Linked DNA regions of Homo sapiens: all the other regions are linked to region 1. The links are chromatin loops, found by intact Hi-C in ENCODE. Cell type or tissue: heart left ventricle. All regions are shown on one strand.

Region 1 (8,000 bases):
AGAAAAAATACATTCCCAAATTTCTGTTAACATTTGGAAGCACGCAGGCTTAATTAACCTTACAATTTAAAGTTACATTCATTGATGTTCACTCTAAAAAAAATTCATCAGGAGGATGAGGCAGGAGAATGGCTTGAACCCGGGAGGCGGAGCTTGCAGTGAGCGGAGACCGTGCCACTGCACTTCAGCCTGGGCAATAGAGCGAGACTCTGTTTCAAAAAACAAAAACGAAAACAAAAATGAAAACAAAAAACAACAACAACAAAAGTCATACAGGAGAGTGAAGAAAGCTGAGGTTTGCTTCCCACCTTCTTTGGATGCTTTCCTGAATCCAAGAGATTTTAAGTTCAGGTTTGTAAAAACAATAGCATTAGACCCATGTACTATTAAGACAACTTTTGTGTTCTGACTATATTGATCTTTCTGAGGTATGTTGTGACTAGAGCAAAAGTAACCAGTAGTGACTGTTAGCCTGTTTTTGTAACATGGGGTCCCATGTGGAAAGGAAAATCTCACAGTGTGTTCCACATGAGCATCCACTGAATTGATGGCTGTATTCAGTTTCACATGAGACAGTGACTCCGGGAACAAGGCACTGGATGGATGTCAGGTCTTGCCTGTGTCTGCCTTCTCTCTAATGGCATAATCAGGTCCCTTTTCTCCTGAGTTGGAGAGAAAAGAATAGTGTCTCTACATTGTGGTTCTCTTGTCTCCTGCTAGAGAGGGAAGAAAAAGGAAAGGAGAAGAGGAGGGCAGGGAGGGAGAATCCTCTGTAAGCCACATAAAATTATATCTTCTCTTTAGTCTTGAGTTGTAAATACTGTACCTGCCACACCAGATAAGTCACCAACTGTATGCCAAGATGGTTCTGAGAAGCTGAGAATCTGATTTAAAATTTTAAAATACGATATTACTTTTTATTATAGATACAATATAATAAGTACATTAAAGGAGATTTAAAAATCAATTCAGCAAGCCAGTGGTCAGCCTAACCCAATGACAGATTCCACTGTTGCACAAGATCATGCCTTTTTGAACACTATTATTTCTGGTTTATTCCTCAGCCACCTTTTTTTTTTTTTTTAACTTCTGTGATGATGTTTACTATCTCTGAAATGGGTTGAATCTGTCTGACTTGTCATTGAACTCTCCCTCTTTGGCCCCTAGAGATAATGTGTTTGCAGTTCAAGGAACTCACCTGAGTCTTGCCTTTAAGTCTTGCCTGGATTTGTTCAGATAAAAAAAGTAGCAATAGTAGTAGTAGTAATAATAATAATAATAATAATAATTAAAGCGAACACTAATAATATTATATTATTATTTCATTTAATCCTCCTTTGAGATAGATGAACTGTCATTGTCTATGTATTGGTGCTCAGAGAGGTTAAATAACTTGCCAAGGGCTCACAGATAGTGAATAGTGAAGCCAAAATGCAAATCCAGCCTGTCTTGCTCCAGAGAGAATATAGAGTGAACACAGATAAAATTTCTTAGTTACCAGGAAGTTGAGTCTCCATTAATAATAAGAAACAATTATGGCAGAACCAGATATAGTATGTGGTAGACACAAGATCTAAACAAAGAATAACCTCACACCTTTCAGGCCCTTTCTATATCAAACATTCTTGCTCCCAGTTGCTTTTGCTTTGGTTGGAGTCTTACTCATTTTCATCTAGTAAACTCCCCTCTCCAGGATGGAAGCCACATGAGACTATTGAGCATTTGAAATGATGCTTGTCTGAAAAGAGATGTGCTATAAGTAGAAGATATTAGATTTAGATTTTGAAGACTTAGTATGAAAAAACTATATAAAATATCTCATTAACAACTTTCAAAGTATTGATTGCATGTTAAATTTAAAAATACTAAAATTAATCTCACCTATTTTTCAATATGACCATTAGAACATTTAAAATTCTTACAATTTGCATTATATTTCTACCGGACAGAGCTGCTTAGATTTACTAATTAGTATCTTTCTCCTTTCAGTTCTGTAGACCTGATGAAAGGTTTGTCCTCAAGAGCTTTGCCTTTGGGACTGGTTTAGCCATTTGAGGCTCTAAAAGTCAGTGTTAAGCCCCTAAACTTACTGTATTTAGTTTATTTATTTTAACAAGGTTAACTGTTTATACCCAATACAGGAGGTGATAAGGAAAGCATTTTTGTCTGTCTGCTTTAGCCCCTGCTTTGCTCTGAAATTAAATCTCTGACCAGAACATGGCTGCTACCCTGTCCTATGACTGCATGATTGATTTTTCTTTTCAAACTGAGACGTGTGCTGGGGAAATAATTCTTTATTTTTCTGCTCAAGGGCCAGCTGAAGAATTCCAAGTTGTCTTTGAAATGTTTAGGAAATGGTGTAGCCTGTTGTTAACTCTTTCTGCTAGAGAACCTTAAGCATTAGTGGTACTGCTATTGCCATCAACTGTTTCAGACATACCTCTTAAATGTTGTAATCCAGAAAAAAGTCACAGCCTCCCTGCTTAAGGAACTTGGGACATTAATGAAGAGGCAGACTTTCTGATCTAGTAGGCAGTGACAAAGACCAGTAATCAAGAGTGAGATGGTGAGGCTCAGCAAAGAGAGTGAGCTATGTGGTCTGCAGTGTTTGGGGTAGGCTTTTCGAAGGCAGTGAGCCTGGAGGGATTAGTAGTTTTTGGACTGTTCTAAAGTTAGTGATGTAGGCTAGGATGGTCACAGAGATGGACATGATGTTGCCAGGGGACAATTTGGGGAGGGAGGGAAGTAGCCCCTGGGAACCAGTCACAGGTAAGTGTAAGTGAAGTTGGAGGTAGGGATAGATGGTAGGGGTCTAGAGTCTGAATTCGATTCAGGGGGAACCCAATTGTATGTTCCTGGACAGAGCCAGTCAATGAAAACCCCAGTCTTATGTTCTGAGGGACCGCGTGTGATTTTCGCATCTTCTGTTGGTCAGTGTGGAAGTTGACACAATGGCAAAGCATTAAAACATTTAAATAAACAATTATATAGTACTTATATGTGTCAGACAATTTATTTTTAAATAAATACATAATTTTAAAACAAATACATAATTATATCATAGCAAGTGAAACTGTTCCTTGCTTACAGTAATCAATTTAAAGCCACATATTAAGTTAATGATACTGTAAAAGGCAGGTAGATGTAACAAAAATCTTAAAGGTTTTCATATTGCATTTTACTGATGGGCAACTGAGACTCCAGAGGCCTCAAAACTTCACACAGCAAATTTATCTAGCAGTGGCATGCAGGGTAGGTTGAGGGTTGAGCAAGGAGGTCAGTTAGCAAATTCTTCAGGAGTGAGGTGATGGGAGTCTTGTTCTAAAGTGGCGAGAATGGAGAGGAAACATGAGAGCTGTTGGTTGGGCCATTGTTCAGGCAGCTGTTGCCATGTGTCTGTTTATTTCTCTGTGCACTTGGGTTAATCTGTGATGACCATTTAAGGTGCAGACTCCTGGTGTGTGGCAGTGGTTCTGTATGGCGAATTGGGCAGGTGCCAAGAGGGAATTCATAATCCATCGCTGACATTATGGAGTACTTACAGTGGGCCACACATCCTATGCTAAGTCCTGAATTACCTCTTTCATTCCTCACCATAACTCAGTGAGGTATCTGCCATTATTCTCCCTCTTTTACAGACGAGGGAACCAAGGCTCAGTGAGCTTCAGTAATTTGCCACAAGTCACACAACTAGGATTCAAACCCAAGTCTGTCTGACCGCAAGGTCTTTAACCATCATGTATACTGCCCGCCTCATTATTGATTGATAGTAATGACTGTTTATAGCATCTTTCTCATGTTTCTTCCTTATTTAACCTCGAGTAGGGGTTTCTATGACTTAGCTTGGAACTCAGTATTGAAAACAACAGAAATTCACCAGGCAAAAAGCTCCATTTCTAACCCCCTGTGCAACATACTTATGTATCTTATTCTATGGTTTATATCATCATTAAAGTGGCTCTACTTGGCCCTTTAAGAAGCTAATTAATCACTAAATATAAACCACAACTTGTTCTTTTCAATCCTCTGCATGTTTCTTCCCCCCATTGTGTGATGCCATCTGGTGCTATGAGCTCATGCTTTTTGTGTTCCTTTTCAGAGAGCCAGATTCATTGCTCTCTAAACCCAGAAAGCCAGTTAATTTCAAAGTTTGCATGTATGACTTTGAAAAAATTGGAATCTAATGCCTCCTTGTGGATTTTAACAGTATAAATTATTCCTTAACATAACACTGCATGGAACTTCCGTCACCATCTATGTATATATATGTGCTTGTCTTTTTATCAGAAAGACCTAATTTGTCTTTGGTTGCTTGATATGTTCTGTCAAGCAACTACAGGTCTTTCCCTGTAAGATTTTTGTGGTTTCATTTTGTCAATTTAATGTGTGTGCTGTAGGGAGCCAAACCTTAATAATATTGCTTTCCTCTTCAAATCTATCTGACTTTCTGCTATGACAGTGGAACAAGTGTTTAAGAACAAGGACATAAAACAGCTAATGGCAGGTCTCTGACACTGCTGGTGAGCTGTCTTTCATTCCCACTTTCTCTTCTAATTCTGCCTGAAGTCTCTAATCATCTTCCAAGGGAGTGGAACACCTGGACCATAGAACATTTTCTTGCAAACTCAGCTGTGGAGCTCTGGGCTTGCTACCAGACCCACACTCTTTGGAGTCCTTGAGTACTGCTTGTTACTGTCAGCCCACACCTCATCATTTTCCCTACCCTCTTGCTCTTTTCATTTCAGAATTCTTGGCACTTTAAATTTAGCCTGAGAGCCCCATGGAGAAGGAAAGGCGATTTGGTGATGTGTGCACTACTTACCTAATTCCTGGCACATGCAGAGGAAGCAGGAGAACCCTGGGCCAGCTGCCACCTCCTTCCTGTTACTCTTCTTGCCCACTGGGATCCTGCCCATTACAAGCACGGAACAGAGGAGGAGATGGGTCTTGAGTATATTTGCAGTGATTTAAAAGGGACCACACATTTCCCTAGCACAGAAGCTGTTCTAAGGCCAGCTCTTGTGAGTCTGAGAAAATAGTTTCTCCCCACTTCACACCCTCTCTCCAGCATTAAGCAGCTTCTGTGAGATGCAGGTAGGATGAAGCCACTGAGTCAGCCATGTCGCCAATCCAATCTCCTTCAATTAAGAATCAGCTTTGTTTCCAAAAGAGCACATGTTGGTTCTAAATTGGAAAGATTGTTTTTTATTTCAAATTGACAGTACATGTAGCAACTCTAGCTTAACTATCCACAAAATTAAGATGCATGTCTAGAAAACTAAGGACTGCTAACATTTCTGAGTAATAGTATTTAATATATAGAGTTTGGGTAACAGCATTTATGTTAAAGCTTGGTTACAACCGAGTAATAGCCTCAGGCTAGTTACTTAACTCTCTGAGCTTCGGATTCTTTTACTCATTTAGTGTAGTTAATAATACCTTTATATTTAGCTCACAGGGTTGTTGATGAGTAGCAAATGGATTTTGTCAAATACTTTTTCTGCATCTTTGAGATGATCAGGTGGTTTCTGACCTTTATTCTGTTGATATGGTATATTGTATTAATTGATTTTAATATATTGAAATGATCTTGCATTCCTGAGATAAATCTCACTGGGTCATGGTGTACAACTCTTTTCAGATGTTGCTGAATTCAGTTTGCTAATATTTTGCTGGGGAATTTTGCATATCTATACATAAGGAATAGTATGTAATTTCCTTTTCTTGTGGTGTCTTTGGTTTTTCATATCAGGGTAATAATGGCCTCATAGAAAGAAGTAGGAAGTTTCCTTCATGCTCTATTTTTTTTTTTTGTTTTGAAGAGTCTATGAAGGTTGTTAATTCTTCCTTAAACATTTGGTTAAATTTACCAGTGAAGCCATCTGGTCATGGAATTTTCTTTGTGGCAAGTTTTTACTAAGTTAATTACTAAGTCAATTTCTTTACTTGTTATAGATGCGTTCAGATTTTCTATTTTTTCTTGAGTCAGTCTTGGAGTTTTATATTTCTAGGTATATGCCATTTTATCTGTTTTATCTAATTTGTTGGCATGTAATTTTTCACTGTGTTCTCTTAAGCTTCTCTATATTTCTCTAAGATTGTTAGTAATAGCCTCTGTTTCATTCCTGATTTTTTTTTTTTTTTTTGAGACAGAATCTTGCTGCCTTGCCCATGCTGGAGTGCAGTGGCACCATCTTGGCTTACTGCAACCTCTGCCTCCCAGGTTCCAACAATCTTTGTGCCTCAGCCTCCTGAGTAGCTGGGATTACAGACATGTGCCACCATGCCTGGCTAATTTTTTGTACTTTCAGTAGAGATGGGGTTTTCCTCTGTTGGCCAGGCTGGTCTTGAACTCCTGGCCTCAAGTGATCCGTCTACTTCAGCCTCCCAAAGTGCTGGGATTATGGGCATAACCAAATTTTAGTTTTGTTTACTTTATCAATTTTTAATTCTTTATTTTATGTATTTCCACCCTAGCTTTGTAATCTCTTTCCTTAGTGTGCTCTTCTTTTTCTAGTTTTTTAGGGTGGAGAGTTAGAATACTGATTTGAGATCTTTCTGGTTTTGTTTTTGTTTTGAGACAGAGTCTCACTCTGTCACCCAGGCTGGAGTGCAGTGGTGCAATCTCAGCTCACTGCAGCCTACATCTCCTGGGCTTAAGCAATCTTCCCACCTCAGCCTCCTGAGTAGCTAGGACTACAGGTGCGTGCCATCATGCCTGGCTAATTTTGTTTATTTTTTTAGAGACAGGGTCTCACTATGTTGCCCAGGCTGGTCCTCAACTCCTGGGTTCAAGTGACCCTCCCACCTCAGCTTCTCAAGGGTTGGGATTACAGGCATGAGCTACTGTGCCAGGCGAGATCTTTTTTTAATGTAGGCATTTACAGCTATAAATTTCCCTCAAAATTATTGCTTTAGCTGCATCACATAAATTTTGGTATGTTGTAATTTTGTTTTTATTAATTTCAAAATGTTTTCTAATTTACTCTAGTGATTTCTTTGCCTTATCGGTTATTTAGGAGTATATTACTTAATTTCCACAAATTTGTGAATTTCCTAAATTTTATTTTCTTATTTATTTCTAATTTCATTGCATTGTGGTGAGAGAACTTACTTTGTATGACTTTAATGTTTTTAAATTTATTGAGATTTATTTTATTGCTTACATATGGTCTATCCTAGAGAATATACTATGTGCACTTGAGAAGAATGTGTATTTTGCTGTTGTTGGATGGAGTGTTCATAGATGTCTCTTGTATCTTGTTGGTTTATAATGTTGTTCAAGTCTTCTGTTTTTTGTTGATCTTCTGTCCAGTTGTTTTACTATTATTGATCTTCTGCCTAGTTGTTTTACTATTATTGAAATAGAAGTATTGATGTCTCCAACTATTATTTTGAATTGTCTATTTCTCCCTTCAATTCTGTCAGTTTTTGGTATTGCATGTATTTTGGGGCTCTATTGGTCAGTATATGTTTATGACTGCTGTATCTTCTTGATGGATAGACCCATTTATCATTATAAAATATCTTTTTTTCTCTCTGGTAACAATTTTTGTCTTAAATTCTGTTTTGTTTGATATTAGTATAGCCATTTCATCTTTCAGTTATGGTTTTCATGGTATATCTTTTTCCATCCTTTAAAATTTCAACCTATTTGTGTCTGAATTTAAACTGTGTCTCATGTAGACATCATGTAGTTGGATTATGTTGTTTTATCTACAATGCCAATCTCTGCCTTTTTATTGGAGTATATATTTATATTTAATATAATTTTTGGTAGGGTAGGATTTATAGATGCCATTTTTCTATTTGCTTTCTATATGCCATATGCATTTTTGTTCCTCTATTTCTTCATTAATGTTTTCTTTTGTGTTAAATACATATTTTCTAATATGGCTTTTTAATTCTTTTTGTTGTTATTGTTTCATTTACTACATATTTTTTTTTTGTTATTTTCTTAGTGGTTGCCCTGTGGATTACAAGTAACATCTTAACAATCT
Region 2 (8,000 bases), 180 kb before region 1:
CATTCCTTTAACTTCAGTTACTATGATTCGGAAACATTGGTTATCTGCCTCTTCACGTCAAATGGGACTCTGCAGAGGCTTGCCTTGCTTCTTTGGCTCCGTGTGGCATATTTGGCCATCTTATTCAATCTATGGCCTCTTAGCTTCAATGTTCCTGAGAATGTCCTTATATTGTGGCTTTTTTTTTTTTTTTTTTTTTTTTTAGATGGAGTTTCGCTCTTTGTTGCCCAGGCTGGAGTGCAATGGCACAAACTCAGCTCACCACAACCTCCACCTCCCAGGTTCAAGTGATTCTCCTGCTTCAGCCTCCCGAGTAGCTGGGATTACAGGCATGCGCCACCATGCCTGGCTAATTTTGTATTTTTAATGGAGACAGGGTTTCTCCACGTTGGTCAGGCTGGTCTCAAACTCCTGACCTCAGGTGATCCGCCCGCCTCAGCCTCCCAAAGTGCTGGGATTACAGGCGTGAGCCACCATGTCTGGCCTACATTGTGGCTTTAAAAGAGTCAGAAACTCAGCTGGAGAAAAGGTTTTAGGACAGCAAGAGTGCCTTGTATTGTGTTGTGATAGAAACCTCTTCCATAAACATTATCTAGGCCCTGGAATGCCCACACCCACCTTTCATGGGCATGTCACACCCCTTCTTCCCTGCCTGAATGCTCCTGACCCCCATCTGGCCTCCTCAGGTGTTAGACACCCTGCTTCGCTGGCCACAATTCAAGCCCTCACCTGGTTTCCTTGGACTTCATCTGAGAGCTACCTGTCTTTCCTGAGAGAGCTCCAGCTGGCACAGAACCCCTTCCCTTGGGGATACTGGCAAATACATATCCAACTTGCCATAGGCACTGGCAGGAAGCTCAGACCTGTCCTCCTGCCCACAAGCACTGCCTTGAAGGCTCATGCTGGCTCTCTGAGCGCCTGATCCAGTGGCCTGGGTCCTCTGGTCACCTCCCAAGCTGCAGACCATTGATTTCGTTTGCAGCTCTGGGCCAGCGGAACCCCCCGTTCTCATCCTTCCCAACAAAGCACACACTTGAATTTCCCATAACTGCTCTGGTTGCTCACTTTTTGCTTTTTCTTGGAAAGCATCCAGGACGGGAATCTAGCTTAGTACAAAGAGCCTAAATTAATGCTTCTTAGCCTGCACAAAAAAATAATTTTTTGTTATCTTCTCTTTGTTGTCTAATCTGATCCAAGGTGACTTGCAGGAAAGAAATGCTTCCACTAGCAAGTTAAAAGTGTTCATTTTTGCAATCCTAATAGCTGTTTGAAATATAACAGCTTGTTTAGTCCTCTCCCCAGATGAATGTACCTTCATCTTTAGATTTATGATTTGGTTTTTATCTCTTCTGAAAATAGAGACAGATGTACTGGAAGTTCCCTTATCTCTGCCTCTCAGAACTGGGGCCTCTTTTCTGAGTTTTACTTGTCTTCTAGACACCCAAAGCAGCCACTAGTTAGGTTTATTCTTCTTAATTCTCATTTTCTCTCCATATGTTTTCTTCTCTGAGCCCATAAACACATCACCACTCTTCTTTACAAAGGCAGGGCCCCTTACATGATTTAGAACATTCTACATACTGACAGAGCCCTCCAGGTGGCTCAGCTAACTCACCACAGCTTTTATGTCTTTCCAGGTTAGGGAAGGCATTAGGGCCAGAGGTCAGCATGCCCTTCCTGCCAACAGACAGCCTTGCTCCACCCCACTGAGTGTTCTGTTTGGAGTGAAGGCCAAAGGTCTCTGGACTAAAAAAAAATGCCTTTAATTCAAGCCCAAGTTATAAAAGAAAGAATTCCAGCTTCTGCTGTCAGGCCTGCGAGGCTGGCCAAGCTGGAGCATCCTTGACCTTTCTTTTTTCCTTCAGCCGTCCAATGAATTTGTGTCCAATTCGTCCTCCAACCCTCCACAGACAGTTGCATTCTATGATGCCTCTGGTGATTTGGAAGGCGGCCGAGCTAGGCACAAAAATAGGAGCGCCTGAGGCGAGAGATTCTTCCAAGGTTCTTGGTTGTCAGAAAGATGAACATCACCACATGGTTCTAAAAGAAGAGATGAAAGGGATTAACATTGTAAGCAGTTGTGAGATTAGACTCTCCAAGTCACTAGGCTCCAGATGAAGCAGGAGGCATAGCAGAGAAAATCCTGTGCTGGTATCGGTAAAATTATGAGCAAGGTTTTAGAGGATTCATCAGAGGAAGGCTAAGTTGAATGGGCACTAATGAGCTGATGACTCAAATCTAGGAAGGAATAAGATCATAACAACCAAAGCTCTGCATGAAGGTGGGTGCTGTATAATTGTCACATCTACTAGAGACAGGCACTGGTCCCCAAGATGAGACTGGCTGGCCCCTTACCCAGTGAACAAGTTATCAAATACTTAACTAAAATAAGAACTGTGAATATGCCCAGAAGGATTCTTTGCGCATGCACTTAAATATGTTACTCTCCCTATCTTTTATTAAGGCCCTTGTTTGGAGAAGGGACTGAACTAGATGTGCGCATGTCTTAAAAATGCTTACGAATCTTGAGCCTGGTATAACGTAAACACTCAGAAAACACTTTATTGTTTACAGTATAGTAGGACTCATCCCGTCGTGGGGAGCTATGGCAGTGGCCTTGAAAAGAGTGGGTATTAGTACACAAATGTTCAGAATGTCCCACAGTACTACATAGTGCCCAGTTCATGGATGAGCTGCCACTCTGCTGGGACAGGCTTCATCTGTTTATTTCAAATGTATAAATGTTGGGTGTTCTCTTGGTCTTAAAAGGGGTTAGATGTAGCACAGGGCATTTATATTGTCATGAAATCAGTCTGAGAGTGTTGGATGGGGGCATTAATATATGAAATCAGGGAAATAGCTTTTCCCTCATCCTCTTCATCTCCAAGAATATCTTTCTGAGATATTCTCTATTGTTCTGCCCAGTGCAGTTAGGTCTTACTTAGTTTGCCTTGTAAGGTCATTTCAGATTTTAATCGCTCTCCCCATAGGAAGTTTTTCCTGCTGTTCTGCCTGAGTTGCCTTCTGCTTAGTTTTAGTCCATTATGTCTGTAAAGAGAGGGAGGGTTTTATGGGGCAAAAGGCCCAATCATCGTGGGAAGAATGAATCATTCCAAGAACAGTGAGATGGGCTGGAAAGAGAAGGCAGCGAAGGGGCAGGAAGTTGTGGGTGGAATGGGTTACTGAGAACAGCACCAAAACAGTCTGTCTTCTCTCTCCATTACTCCCACTAGGGGGTGCCCAGCATCCCAGAATAATCACTATTGTTAGGAAGTTGAAGTTTGATGTGTCATCTCCTAATAGAAGGGCACTGGTTTCTCCCTGAGGGTTTTCTATATCTCTGCCCTGAGTTGAGAAGAGATCTCTGTGTGTGTATGTGTATGTGTATTGTGTGTGCATATTTGTTTGTGTGTATGTGCTTGTGTATGTGTGGGTTAGAATCAGTAAGTGCACAAATGCCTCTTAAGCATTCATTTAGAGATTCTCAATTCATGGAAATCCTTAGGGATACACTGAGTTTTCCAGGACCCAGCTGACTTGATCTTGAAGTCAGTGGCTGGAGTAGTTGTGGGCCAGAAACATCCTCCTCAGCCCAGGAGAAGTGGCAGCTGATGTATTTTAATTACTGGGAGTCAAGAAGTTGTAGGGATAAGAAATGAGTTCAGCTGAGCGATCAGCTGGAGGTCAGGGATGGAGGAAAGACCCAGGGTGTGTGAGATTCTGAAGTAGAGTGGTGAACAGGTGTGGGATGGATGTCAGGGAGAGGTGAGGGTATCTGGAGGGTTTCCAAACAGCCAGGCCTTCAGGATGGCCACAGCAAAACTTCCAGTTCTGAATGGTTTTGTGGAAAGAACATGGCACCTGGATCTTGGAAGACATGAACTGAAATTTCAGTTCAAGCATTCTATAGCCATGAGACCTGGGGGAATTGGGGCAAGTTATTTCACATCTTTGATCTTCAATTCTCTCATCTTCAAAAGGAGACTAATGATACTAGGGTTAAGTGAGAATTTAAAAAATAATGCATATAATGCACTACATAAATAGAATCTTCTTCCTTTCCCTTTCTCCTACTTGGAAATGGCTGAGAGCAAAGATGCAGTTCTTGCATCCCATGACCACAGAGTTCTAGGACTGCAGCCCTGGGCAAGAGGTTCCACCTTGGCTGCTGGAGTTTTCTGCAACGAAGAACTTCAGTGAGTGTTCAGGGCATGCCTGCAGAACCCTGGTCCTTCTGTTTGGACCAGTGCTCCAAATCTGTAGGCCTTTGGGCCGTAATTTAGAAGCTATTTCTAAATTTTTGAAGGTCTTCTGTCTAGTCCTGAGGCCTTTAGTCTCAGAGAATTAAATTGTCTTACCCAGGGTCGGTCATACAGACTGCCAAAGCCTGGCCTGGCATCCAGGTGCAATGTTCATCTGTGTTACCAGTTCCTCCATGCTAACCTGACAATGACTCACAATTCCTTATAGCACAGTGTTCCAAAGTCTGAGCCACAGACCACCTGTACTAGTAGCAGCCGGTGGGCTTGATAAAAATGCAGATTCCTGGCTCCCTGACAGTCCCGTGCTATCAGATTCTGTAAAGTTTAAAAGTAATGATTTATAAATTTCCCAGACCCGGGTTATACTTTTATATGGAAACATAATGCCTGAATCTGACAGAGCGCTTTTTCATGGAGGAAAGTTGGGACTCTTGGGCAGACTTCCTGTTGCTTTCGTACTCTACAGGTGTTCCTGACCCTGGTATGTATACAGCCATCTCCGCCCTACCTACTTACTTCCTTCCCCCAGAACTTCCTAAAGTGGTTAGGAACAATTGTTGTGAAGGTCACAGCAGACCATTTCTGTGAATGCGAGATGTGTTGGTGCAATTTGAAAAGGTCAATTTGATTGACGCCTGAGCCACAGTGATAACCCAAGGCAGCAGCCCTGTCACTGCTAGCTCCCAACAGTGGTGGCATCTGCAGCCTCGAGCAAAGAGATTGTTTAAACTGATGGAGGGGAAGCTTTAGTTCTTATTTCTGGGAGATTGAGTGGCACCAGGAGAAAGGCTGATCACTAGTTGCAACTTCCTCTGTATTTACAATAGCGTTTGCTGCTAGTTTAGCTGTGTTTAGACTAAAGGTGGGGGCAAAAATTACCCTTCCTCTAAAGCTATGAACCCTGACCTCTCAGTCTAGAGAGAGATGGACTCTGGATATGTGGACAGGCTCTGCGAGATTCTTCCTGACAAGGGCTGTATGAGCCGGCTTTCAGAAGGAACTTATTCATGACGGTGGATCACTATTCAGAGAGACACACTCTTTCTCAAAGAAATGACAGGGGCAGCAGGGACCACATTAAGTTTTGATAGGGTCCTGCAGCTGTTGGGGCAAAAGGGTCTGCCTTGGCCTCTGGGGGTCTCTGCACTGCAGAACTGCAGTGGATGTACAGGGATTGCCGGGGGTTGCAGAAGGATTTTGCGATATGCATTCATGTCAGCTTCAAAGTGCCCAAAATGAGCGTGAAAATGCTGTCAGAAAGGCAGTTATTGCTACCTGAAGTCCCTGTTGGAACAAAGTGCAAATTAAATACTGGTAAAAGAAAACAAAGCAGATCATTGTTGTGTAGCAAATGTCACTGTCCTGTGTACCTATCTGGCCTACTGGCTGACTCCAGGAGGTGGGAGGTGCGACTGCATGGAGCCACGTTCGGCCTCCTACCTTCAAAGCTGGTTACATCTCTGAATGGGGAGCTGGTGAGAAAGAGCTCTCCTTGATAAAACATCATTTTTGCCCTTCCCAATCTATTCTTTCCTTTTCTGTTTTCTAGGAAGAAGAGGATTTATCTGACTCAACTGGAGATGGCTCCCTTCCCTTATTTATTGTTGCATCCTGAAGCTTCCCCCATGCTGGGCTCAGTGTGAACAAACAGCGCGGGAGAATGCAACCACTGCAGAGGTACAAGTTCACAGAGGCAGAGCCGCCCCTCGACTGGGCCAGAGGCAAAGACAAACCCCAAACTCTTTCTTGTCATTCATTGAATTTTGCTGAACCTGGAAAGGAAATAAATTCCAAAGGCAGGAAGTGACCCAGAGACCATAACAATATGTGAAAAGCTTAGCCGGTGCTTCCGCCCCTTTGTTTCAAACTATTCTAATCTGTGTCCCAGGAAGCCTAGCCCATGGCCAGATGGAGATCTGTTTGCAGATGCCTCCTGGCATCTGCCACTCCCGGCTGGTGACATTTGCACATTTCAGAAGGCAAACCTGTCCCAACATCTTCAAACTTCCAGAGAGGTGTAGCACCAGGAAAGTCCTTGGGTCTCTGGCTGTCAGCACCAACCAGCTGATTTGCTTCATCTGCAGCTGAACTGCTGCTGGACTCCAGCCTAGAACACTAGTGCACACCGGGTCTGTTCTTGAAGATTTGCAGATTCTGAAATCAAAATGCCCTGTGTTGCCAGAAAAGGCTGGCTCCCTTGCCTGCTTCATAATCCCTTCTCACCAGGCTTTCCTAAAGAAACTCAATGAGTCAGGAAGGAAGAAAACATGTCTGAGGGAGATCTGGAGGTGGGCCGTTCTCTATCATTGCTTCTGAAAATTCCCTTCTGTTTTGCAATGTGGGTAATGTTTAGGGATTTGCTTTTAGTTTTTCTCTGTTTCTTCCTCTGTCAGCTCTCACTTTGAGAGACCCTTCATTTACCACTCATGAAATTAGCTCTGCAATCGCAGGAGGCTCTCTGATGGGGAATTAGTCACTGTTGCAAAAAAGTTTAGACTTTACTTTCATCCCCAGGAGCAGGGCAAGAAATTGTTCCCACCCTGCTCTCAGAAGGAACCATCACTCAACTGCTCTGCTCTGCTCTGGCTCTGGGGCCTGTACTTTTCCTAGGCTTTTAATTTTTACTGCGTACCTTCCATCAGCCTTCTTACTGAAGGCTGTATGCCAGCTGATGTCTATGCACAGCAAGGTGGCTTCTGGGACACCTGCTTCAAACAGGTATCCAGCTAACTGCTCCCCACCAAACCCCACCAGGTAATTGGAAAGGAACTTGGAGTTGAGTGAATACCTGTTTCAAAATGTTAAGTAGATCAAAGTGTAAAGAATCCAATATATTTGTTGACAACTGATTTATAGAAAACCCCAGCAAGAAAGAAGGGAGAGGTTCAGCCTCAGGCTGGTGAAAATGAGATCGTGGGTAGGGCACCACTGTACAGCATTCTGGCATCAGACCTCTGTCCTAAGGTGCGAAGTCACTCTGTGCTACTATCTGAAATTGTGTTCTGTTTATTATGAAAGAGGTTTTCAAAAGTGTTTTGATAAGCTTGGATTTATCTCTGGAAAGGCAATATGGTCTCCATTACAAGACAGGAGCTTAATATCAGAGACAGGTTGTATCAATGTATGTAGCTGCTAGTAAATAGTAGATAAAAGAAGCTTCAGAAAGGTCGGGGGAGGGAGTCTTTTCTTGTTAGGAAGGAACAATCTTGCAGGGGATGTGAGAGATTTTCTCTTTCTCCTTTCCTCTGCCTATGGAAAATCAAACAGGAGAAAGCTAGAAATATGAGACAGAGAGAAGTAATTTCTCCAACTATTGACACTGGCCAAACAAGATAAATAGTTCATATTCTGATGATGATGACAACAGTTATGATGAGAAGATATTGACCCAGAGGAAGAAAACAAAGGCTTTTGATTTCAAGTTGTGTGTAAGCCCCAAAGAATTGTTGTCAGAGTCACTTTTATGATCTATGGGACTTTTGGCTACAATTATAAGAATTTAGCGTGAGTGAAATAAATATAATTGGTCAGAAAAATCAGTATTAGATTAAGACACGATTGAAAATGGTTAACCATTAGTAAGAAGTATACCAAATTACACGTATTTTTGTGCTTCTTTCAGTCTTGATCTAATTATCTGTTAAAAAGTAACATAGTTAAGAACTGTATTCTGGTTTAAATATAACACAAAGCAAAATATTTTATTGTGCTCTCTTAGGCATATGTTTGAGATACCTG
Region 3 (8,000 bases), 100 kb before region 1:
TCCTAAAGCTATCCCTCCCCACTCCCCCCACCCCCCAACAGTCACCAGAGTGTGATGTTCCCCTTCCTGTGTCCATGTGTTCTCATTGTTCAATTCCCACCTATGAGTAAGAATATGCAGTGTTTGGTTTTTTGTTCTTGCGATAGTTTACTGAGAATGATGTTTTCCAATTTCATCCATGTCCCTACAAAGGATATGAACTCATCATATTTATGGCTGCATAATATTCCATGGTGTATATGTGCCACATTTTCTTAATCCAGTCTATCATTGTTGGACAGATTCATTGTTTTTCACAGTTCTGTGGGTTGGCTGAATGGCTTCTCTGCTGTTTTCACCTGGACTGACTTACGTGGCTGTGTTGAATTGGAGGGTCCCGGATGGCCTCATTCATAGGTGTCGCAGATGGCACTGACTGGTGGCTGGAGTGCCTTGGTTCTCCTTTTAGCCTCTTATCCTCTGGAAGGCTTCCTTACATGGTCAGTCTCAGCGCAGCACTTAAAGAGGACGGAAACTACAAGGCTTCTGGAACTCATACAACCACGTACTTGTCACATTCAATTGGTCAAAACAAGTCAGAAGGCTGGCCCAGAGTCAAGATGGAGAAATAGACTCCACCTCTTGATGGGAGTTGTTGCAAAATATCGTGGCCACTCAATCCTAGCTATAGCATCTCTGATGGTTGTTCAAATTAAATAAGGCTAGTGAAGGGGTTCTTTTTCTTTCTTGAGTCAACTTGTTTCATATAGACCACCCACAGTCTTTTCCTTTTGGATGAACACCCCTTTGGTTCAAAATAAGCATCAAGGACTCACGCATTCTTATTCATTACTGCGGATATGAAACCTGTAGGGGATGAATAAGGAAACTGTGCCTTTAGGACACATGGATGGAATAACTTATTTTGTCTAAGCTACACTTGAGCTAGATGTGCCTTCTGGGGAGGCAACCTTGTTCTGGCTAAGCTGGGCCAGTGTAGAGCTGAGGGGAAATAAAACATATGAGCTGAGTGCACCTGTCTCTGGCTTAGATTTTAAGGGAGAAAGAGAAAGGGGGCCCTTGAGGTTTCTGTGCTATTCAGCTGCAGGAGAACAGGGAAGTTAGTTGGAGAGGAAGCCCTGGTCCAGAATAAAGGGTGCCCAGGGCTAAAAATCTCAGGAAATTTTGTGTTGTCGTAAGTATCTGGATGGCATGCAGATCCAGGGGAAGCAAGAGGATACAAACATACTTTTGGTCTAGTGCTCTGTTACTCACAGTGTGTTCATTGGGTCACCAGGAGAATCTTGGGCCCACTGTGTTTTAATAAGATCACCAAATAACTCATCTGCTCATTAAAATTTGAGGCACACTGACTTAGAGAGCCTTCCCCCAATGGGGGGACTCATGTAAATCTGGTCTTATTTCTAAAAAAGAACTAGGTTTGGTACCACTCAAGGCTTTCTGGGAACAGAGAGGATGCAGCTTTACTGTCTGTAGGTACCTGTAAACCACGGCCCTTTTTTCTGAGCAGGGGTTTAAACTTTTTTTTTAAAAGCAGTTTTAGTGAGATATAATTCACATACCATGCAATTCACTATTTGAAAGTGCACAATTCGATGGTTTTAAAAAAATATTCACAGATATGTGTAACCACTACCACAGTCAACTTTAGAACATTTTCATGATCTCAAGAAGAAATCCCATATTCTTTAGCTATCACCCCCCTCCCCACTCTCCCATCCCTGATCTCCCCAGTTTTTGTAGCCATTAATCTACTTTCTGTCTCCATGTATTTCCCTATTCAGGACTTTCATGTGAATGGAATCATATAGTATGTGGTTCTTAACCATTTTTCTGGGTAATGGACACCCATTGAAACTCCTGGAAGCCATAAACCTGCTCCCCAGAACACAAATGACAAGTATAGTCACCCAAAATTTCATGAATATTCTGAATGCTTAGTTTAGAGAGCTGAGCCTAGATTAAGAACTCATGCCCTGTGGCCAGTCAAAGCAGGTAGTTGTAAGTGGGTCCTGATCTAATTGGAGCAACATTGACAGGGATGGGACTGCACAGGGATAGGTCACACAAGGTCATCATCACTCCAAGGTGGAAAGTGACTAAAGCAAAGGACAGGCACCAAGTGTTTACAGAGCTAAAGGAACTGTGTTTATAACACATAGTTTGCCAAGGAGGGGGAGATGGTGAACAGATGTGTCATTTGCAATTATTCCTAAAGATGTTAATTATGCAAATGAATCTCTGATTAGGGTTCTAAAAAAAGAACCCTATATATTATGGGGTGTTGGATGTGTACAATCAAGCATGCTTGCTGACTGTTCATCCTGGTAATCACTGTTGGTGCCAGATTTATCACCTGTAGCTCTTGTTTTCAACGTGAGCTGGAAAGGGGTTCTATGGGCATTTTCCAACTACAGAATATTAAAGTTGGAAAGTGATATCTGAGATCATGGAGTACAGCTCTGTCCTTGTTCAGAGGCAGAAACTGAGATCCAGAGAAATTATGTGACTTGTCACTAGCAGAGCAAGGATAAGAGCCCATATCTTTTATATCATTGATTCCCTTTCCCTTGCCTTATTGCATCAAACAAGGTGTAAGTCAACTCTCAATTTTCCCGTCAGGTTCTACCTGAAATCTATGTGGAGCGAGGGCCAAGGGAATGATGTGAACAAATATTTCCCTTACCTACTCAGCAAGTGCATGTGAGTGTGTGTGTTTGTGGGGGAAGGAACAGGGGGAGAGTAAGTGACTAGGATAACACAAAGGCTATATTTTATTTATTTATTTATTTTATTTTATTTTTTGAGATAGAGTCTCACTCTGTCACCCAGGCTAAAGTGCAATGGTGTGATCTCAGCTCACTGCAACCTCTGCCTCCCGGGTTCAAGCGATTCTCCTACCTCAGCCTCCTGAGTAGCTGGGATTACGGGTACCCCACCAAGCCCAGCTAATTTTTTTATTTTTAGTAGAGACAGAGTTTCACCATGTTGGCCAGGCTGGTCTTGAACTCTTGACCTCAGGTGATCCTCCTGCCTTGGCCTCCCAAAGTGCTGAGATTACAGGTGTGAGCCGCTGCGCCTGGCCAAAGCCTATATTTAGACCATGCTATTCAATAGAGTAGCTACTAGTCATCTGTGGCTATTTAAATTAAATTTAATAAAAATTAAATAAAATTTAAAAATCAGTTCCTCCGTTGCAGTCACATTTCAAATGTGCAGTAGCTACTTGTGGCTAGTGGCCACATTTCCGTCACTGTAAAGTCCTATTGGACAGGGATTTCTAGAATTTAGAGCCAGATTTTCTGAGTCTGAATCCCAGTCCCAGCCCTTATAGTAAAAGCTTGCCTGGGTTATTTAATGTTCCCAAGCCTCAGTTTCTTCTTCTGTAAAATGGTATCTGCCTCAGTGGTTTGCTATGAAAATTATGAATGTAAGTAAGAAAACATGTATCCAACTCTTAGCAAAAGAACCTTATATTTACTAAGCACTAAATAATGATTATCAGTAAGTAGCTTAGCTTCATGCTTAGACTGTGCAATTGGCTGGGCGCGGTGGCTCATGCCTGTAATCCCAGCGCTTTGGGAGGGTGAGGCGGGTGGATCACTTGAGGTCAGGAGTTTGAGACCAGCCTAGGTCAACATGGCAAAACCCCATCTCTACTAAAACTGCAAAAATTAGCTGGGCGTGGTGGTGCACACCTGTAATCCCTGCTACTCTGGAGGCTGAGGCAGGAGAATCTGTTGAACCTGGGAGACAGAGGTTACAGTGAGCCAAGATCGTGCCATCGCACTCCAGCCTGGGTGACAGGGCAAGACTGTCTCAAAAAAAAAAAAAAAAAAAGAAAGAAAGAAAGAAAGAAAAAAGACCATTCAGTCTCTTCTAATTGGAATGATGCAACTTGTTCTCTGGAAGAGTAAGAAGTTACTTGCCCGGGGCACTGGGACTCCAGGAAAGCTAAGTCGTGGTTGGGTTACAGTGGAAGAAGGTTGGGGCCATGGGGAAGGAGGTGGGAAGAGACTGGGGTGGAGGGAGGATGATCAGAGTCCTGGAGACCAAGAAGATAAAGTGGCCTGAGTTGTGAGAAGTGACAGAGAGCTGTGAAGATCACTCTATCTCACAAGTTTGTCAAGAGCTGGCCAGACAAATGCCTGTGTGGTGAAGACCTCAGTCTATCAGTCTGTGTGGCCCTGGAGAACACCTCACCGCCTCAAGTCCATTGTACTAACTGCTTGTCTGCTTGTCCACCAGAGGGAGGCAAGGGGAAGGAGAGAAAGGAATCTTAAAAGCCCAGCTGGTTCTTTGTTGGCAGCTCTGGTCAAGGTTTGCTGTGAGGGAAGCTGAAGTTTCCGATGAGATGAGAGTGCCTTTCACACAAGCTCCTAGGTCTCAGCTGTGTTTTCCTTGAACCCATTACCTCAGTAGAGAGGACCCTTCCAAAAGGCTGTGTGTTCTTAAGAGAGTCATACTTCATGGCCTCTCAGAGGGGCTAGGACAATTTTCACATCTGGCTAAAAGCTATGCTAGCCCCTAGCAACCCCAAAGCCCAGGTTCACAGACACAGAACACAGAGGGTGCGAGTGGAGAGTGGTGGCCATCACCCAGGTGATTTAGCCACATGGCTGGCCGCTCCACAGCATCGTTTGCTCTGCCAGGTCTCATAAAGCATTGTGTGTAGAACTGGGAGGAGATATTAAAAAAAAAAATCATTCATTTTGCCCTTAGGAAATTTTTCAAGTAATTCCAGAGCTATTGAGCCAAGGGCCAAAAGGAGCCTAGTGTGATAGAGGGGAAAGAATACCACAAATGGAAATGTATTTTTTTTTTAAATAGAGACAGGGTCTCGCTCTGTTGCCCAGGCTGGAGTGCAATGGCACAATCATAGCTCACTGCAGCCTCGAACTCCTGGGTTCAACTCATCCTCCTGCCTCATTCTCCTGAGTATCTAGGATTATAGGTATGTGCCACTGTACCCAGCTAATTTTTTTTTTTAATAGAGATGGTGGTGCGAGGGGTATCCCTATGTTGCTCAGGCTGGTCTTGAATTTCTGGCCTCAAGCAATCCTTCCGCCTCAGCCTCCCAAAGTGCTGGGATTACAGACAAGAGCCACTGGGCTCGGTCTGGAAATATATTATATTCCTTGGTCTGTCATTAATTAGCAGTGTGACTTAGGGGCAGTTATTGCAATTCTTTGGTCTCCTCATTCTCATCAGGGATAAATTTAAGTTGATGGACTAGGTGATTTTAATGTTCTCCTCCATTTCTAGAATTCTGAGATTGCAATTCCCATATGAGGAAGTGACTATGCCACAGAGGAAGATTCTTTCATTAGGGTTGTCAGATTTGTCAAATGAAATTATAAGACAACCAGTTTAATTGGATTTGAGGAAGACAGTAATTTTTTTAGTGTAAGTATATCCCATGCAATATTAGGGATATGCTTACACTACAAGATGATTTGTTGTTTATGTGAGATCCAAATTTAACTGAGCATTCTGTATTTTTTCTGGCAACCCCTGCCTTCCACCAAACATGTCTGCCCTACAGACAATGGAAGTTCTGGGGAGGGCATTTCTGCCTGTCTCTATCTTCTCACTGGCATGTCCTGATAGAAAGAGCTGACTAATCTGGTTGGCCAGAATTTATAACATTCCTTGGCCACATTTGACTGACAGGGAGAACTCTGTCTAAGGCAAAGCACTTGGCTTACCCATTGGGCTTTACTGCCTGGACACAGGAACCATGTGCTCTTTTTCCCCTCCCTCTGCCTTGGGAGAGCCCCCAGAACATGGCTACCCACGGGAAAGAGGTGGGAACTTCTCCCTTTGTCCTGCCCCTGCGGCCCTCATTCATTCCAATGGCCAAGTGAATGGACTTGCAGTTAGCTCTGCACGCCCATTGATCATAGGCATTCCGGAGCTCTTAGGTCCCAAGGTAGAGATTTGGAATGGGAGCAGAGGTCCCACTTGTCCTAATGTTTAATCTTTTATTCTGTAATCTAGCTTATACTAGTGAACGCTGAATTTGGAGGCTTGTAGGATGTTTGCTGGCCTAGTAATAAACTGACTTTTGGTTCCCACTGGGCTGGTGGATTTCCGTGTTTTCCTGTTTGACCTAGAAGGGAGGAGCTTTGATAACTAGGTCCCAAGCCTCTTACATTATTGCTTTCTCTACAAGTCAGACTCATTGGCCCATCTTGATTCAGCCTCACTGATTGTAAAAAAAGAAAAGAAAAAGTGGTGGCATGTGAAATCATTAGAATGACTAGAATAGGAGGACGGGATCAACTATAGGTCATCTTGGGATGACGTCTTACTTACTTTTAGGAATGATCTTGGAACTTTATGTTGTAAATAACTGCCTGCTATAAGAAAAACGATGGGGAGAGCCTTAGTCTTGTTATGCAGCATTTCCAGTTACAGAGTTTAACAATGAGATGCTTATCAGAAGATACTGCTGGAGATCTTTTGCCAGCGGATGCTATCATCATAGTTACTGGGATTTTCATAGCTCAGGCTGGACCTTTGCTACACACAGCATTGTAACTCCATGCCTCCTGTACTTGGCTTTCCTAAACTCAGAACTGATTATGACACAACACTGCCAAAAAGCTTACCCTTTCCTACAGAAGCAAGTCCAGACCCTGTAGCACGGCAGAAAAGCATTCCCAGGCTGATATGACATTTCCCGCATTGCCACTTTTCTCCCACTACCGGACTCCCAGCTCCTGGGCACACTACATATTCCCAAATAACCTTTTAGTGATCACCCAAATATTCTCCTTCATATCTCCAAGACTTTGTTCATGCTGGTCCTTTTGTTTCTAATGCCCTAACTCTTGTCTTTCTGGCAAACATTTTCTTTTCTTTTTTTTGAGACAGAGTTTCGCTCTTGTTGCCCAGGCTGGAGTGCAATAGCACGATCTCAGCTCACCGCAAACTCCGCCTCCCGGATTCAAGCAATTCTCCTACCTCAGCCTCCCGAGTAGGTGGGATTACAGGCATGTGCCACCACACCTGGCTAAGTTTTGTATTTTTAGTAAAGATGGGGTTTCTCCATGCTGGTCAGGCTGGTCTTGAACTCCCAACCTCAGGTGATCCGCCCACCTCGGCCTCCCAAAGTGTTGGGAGTTACAGGCGTGAGCGACCGCGCCCAGCCAAACATTTTCTTTTGAGTATTAATTCAAGTGTCAGCTCTCCAAAGACTTGTTGAATTCCTCTCTCCCTGGCAGAATTCCTGTCCCCCTCTTCTATGTGCTCAGACTCCACCATCTCGCATGGTGATGACTAGGCCAGGTATCTATTTCTCCCATGGGCCTAAGAGCTCCCTGAGGGCAAACAGCTTGTCTCATTCATCTTTGCATCCCCTCTTCAATGTCACAGGCTTCTCCTTTTCCTCTATCACAGACCCTGGCACAGCAGGAGCATTCAATAAGTGATCGTTGCATAAATGAAGACCTCAGAATATGGTCCAGATATCTCATATTTAAGTTGTTTTAATTAGGTGGTGTGTGTGAATTGTCAGATAAAATAAAGCTTCAGGGTGGAAATGATCGAATTGAAATATTAGTGTAGGAACATACTGCGGCTCATAAAAAACAAATAGATACTGTAATTTAAGAGTGGAATATTAAATCTTTATCTCAAAGCACAAATCAGAATAGTGCCACAGCATGAAACACTTGTAATAGGCTAACATTAGCATTTAGTATTAGCACGCAGTAATCCTTCCTTCTTTGGGGTAGAGAATGCCTTTTTGGTATCAAACAACATCTCATCAACATATGCATTATGATTTACGGGAGGGATTTTTTTTCCTTGTTATGTAAAATTCATCGGATCAGCAAAATATCTCTGTTGGCAAGTACTTTGTGAGAGGCTGTGAGACTGATCACAGGGATAAAAAGTATTTATTTGGTACTTTCCCTAAATGAAATCTGGAGTGATAGCTCTTCTAACATTTTATTTCCTTCAATATACATTGGGCATAAATTCAGCTCTCA

What was found. Hi-C counts contacts between places; a loop is a spot of excess contacts. Peaks named below come from ENCODE experiments on the same cell type or tissue, not always from the same donor. Only the 100,000 strongest peaks of a DNase experiment are listed, where the experiment ranks them.
Region 2: it touches region 1 in a loop (9-fold over the local background); 58 of 110 quality-filtered maps call a loop at or near these places.
Region 3: it touches region 1 in a loop (14-fold over the local background); 51 of 110 quality-filtered maps call a loop at or near these places.

Annotation. Positions count from the first base shown.
Region 1 is chr2:39,692,898-39,700,897 of GRCh38, forward strand. The region is part of intron 1 of TMEM178A (transmembrane protein 178A); the gene reads left to right. Among named protein-coding and RNA genes, the nearest start is that of TMEM178A, 31 kb to the left of the region's middle. In heart left ventricle, a CTCF peak has its summit at 4,193; no DNase peak of the experiment used is centred here; H3K27ac peaks cover 1,270 bases.
Region 2 is chr2:39,510,603-39,518,602 of GRCh38, forward strand. It overlaps MAP4K3-DT (MAP4K3 divergent transcript), which reads left to right. Exons shown (of 6, transcript NR_037875.1): 4 at 5,812-5,939; 5 at 7,981-8,000. Among named protein-coding and RNA genes, the nearest start is that of MAP4K3-DT, 77 kb to the left of the region's middle. RefSeq lists enhancers at 1,506-1,800, 5,033-5,625, 5,626-6,217, 6,218-6,810 and a silencer at 4,724-4,944. In heart left ventricle, a CTCF peak has its summit at 3,225 (motif pointing right); DNase peaks (open chromatin) are centred at 5,939 and 6,279; H3K27ac peaks cover 7,022 bases.
Region 3 is chr2:39,589,690-39,597,689 of GRCh38, forward strand. The region is part of intron 5 of MAP4K3-DT (MAP4K3 divergent transcript); the gene reads left to right. Among named protein-coding and RNA genes, the nearest start is that of TMEM178A, 72 kb to the right of the region's middle. In heart left ventricle, a CTCF peak has its summit at 4,239 (motif pointing right); no DNase peak of the experiment used is centred here.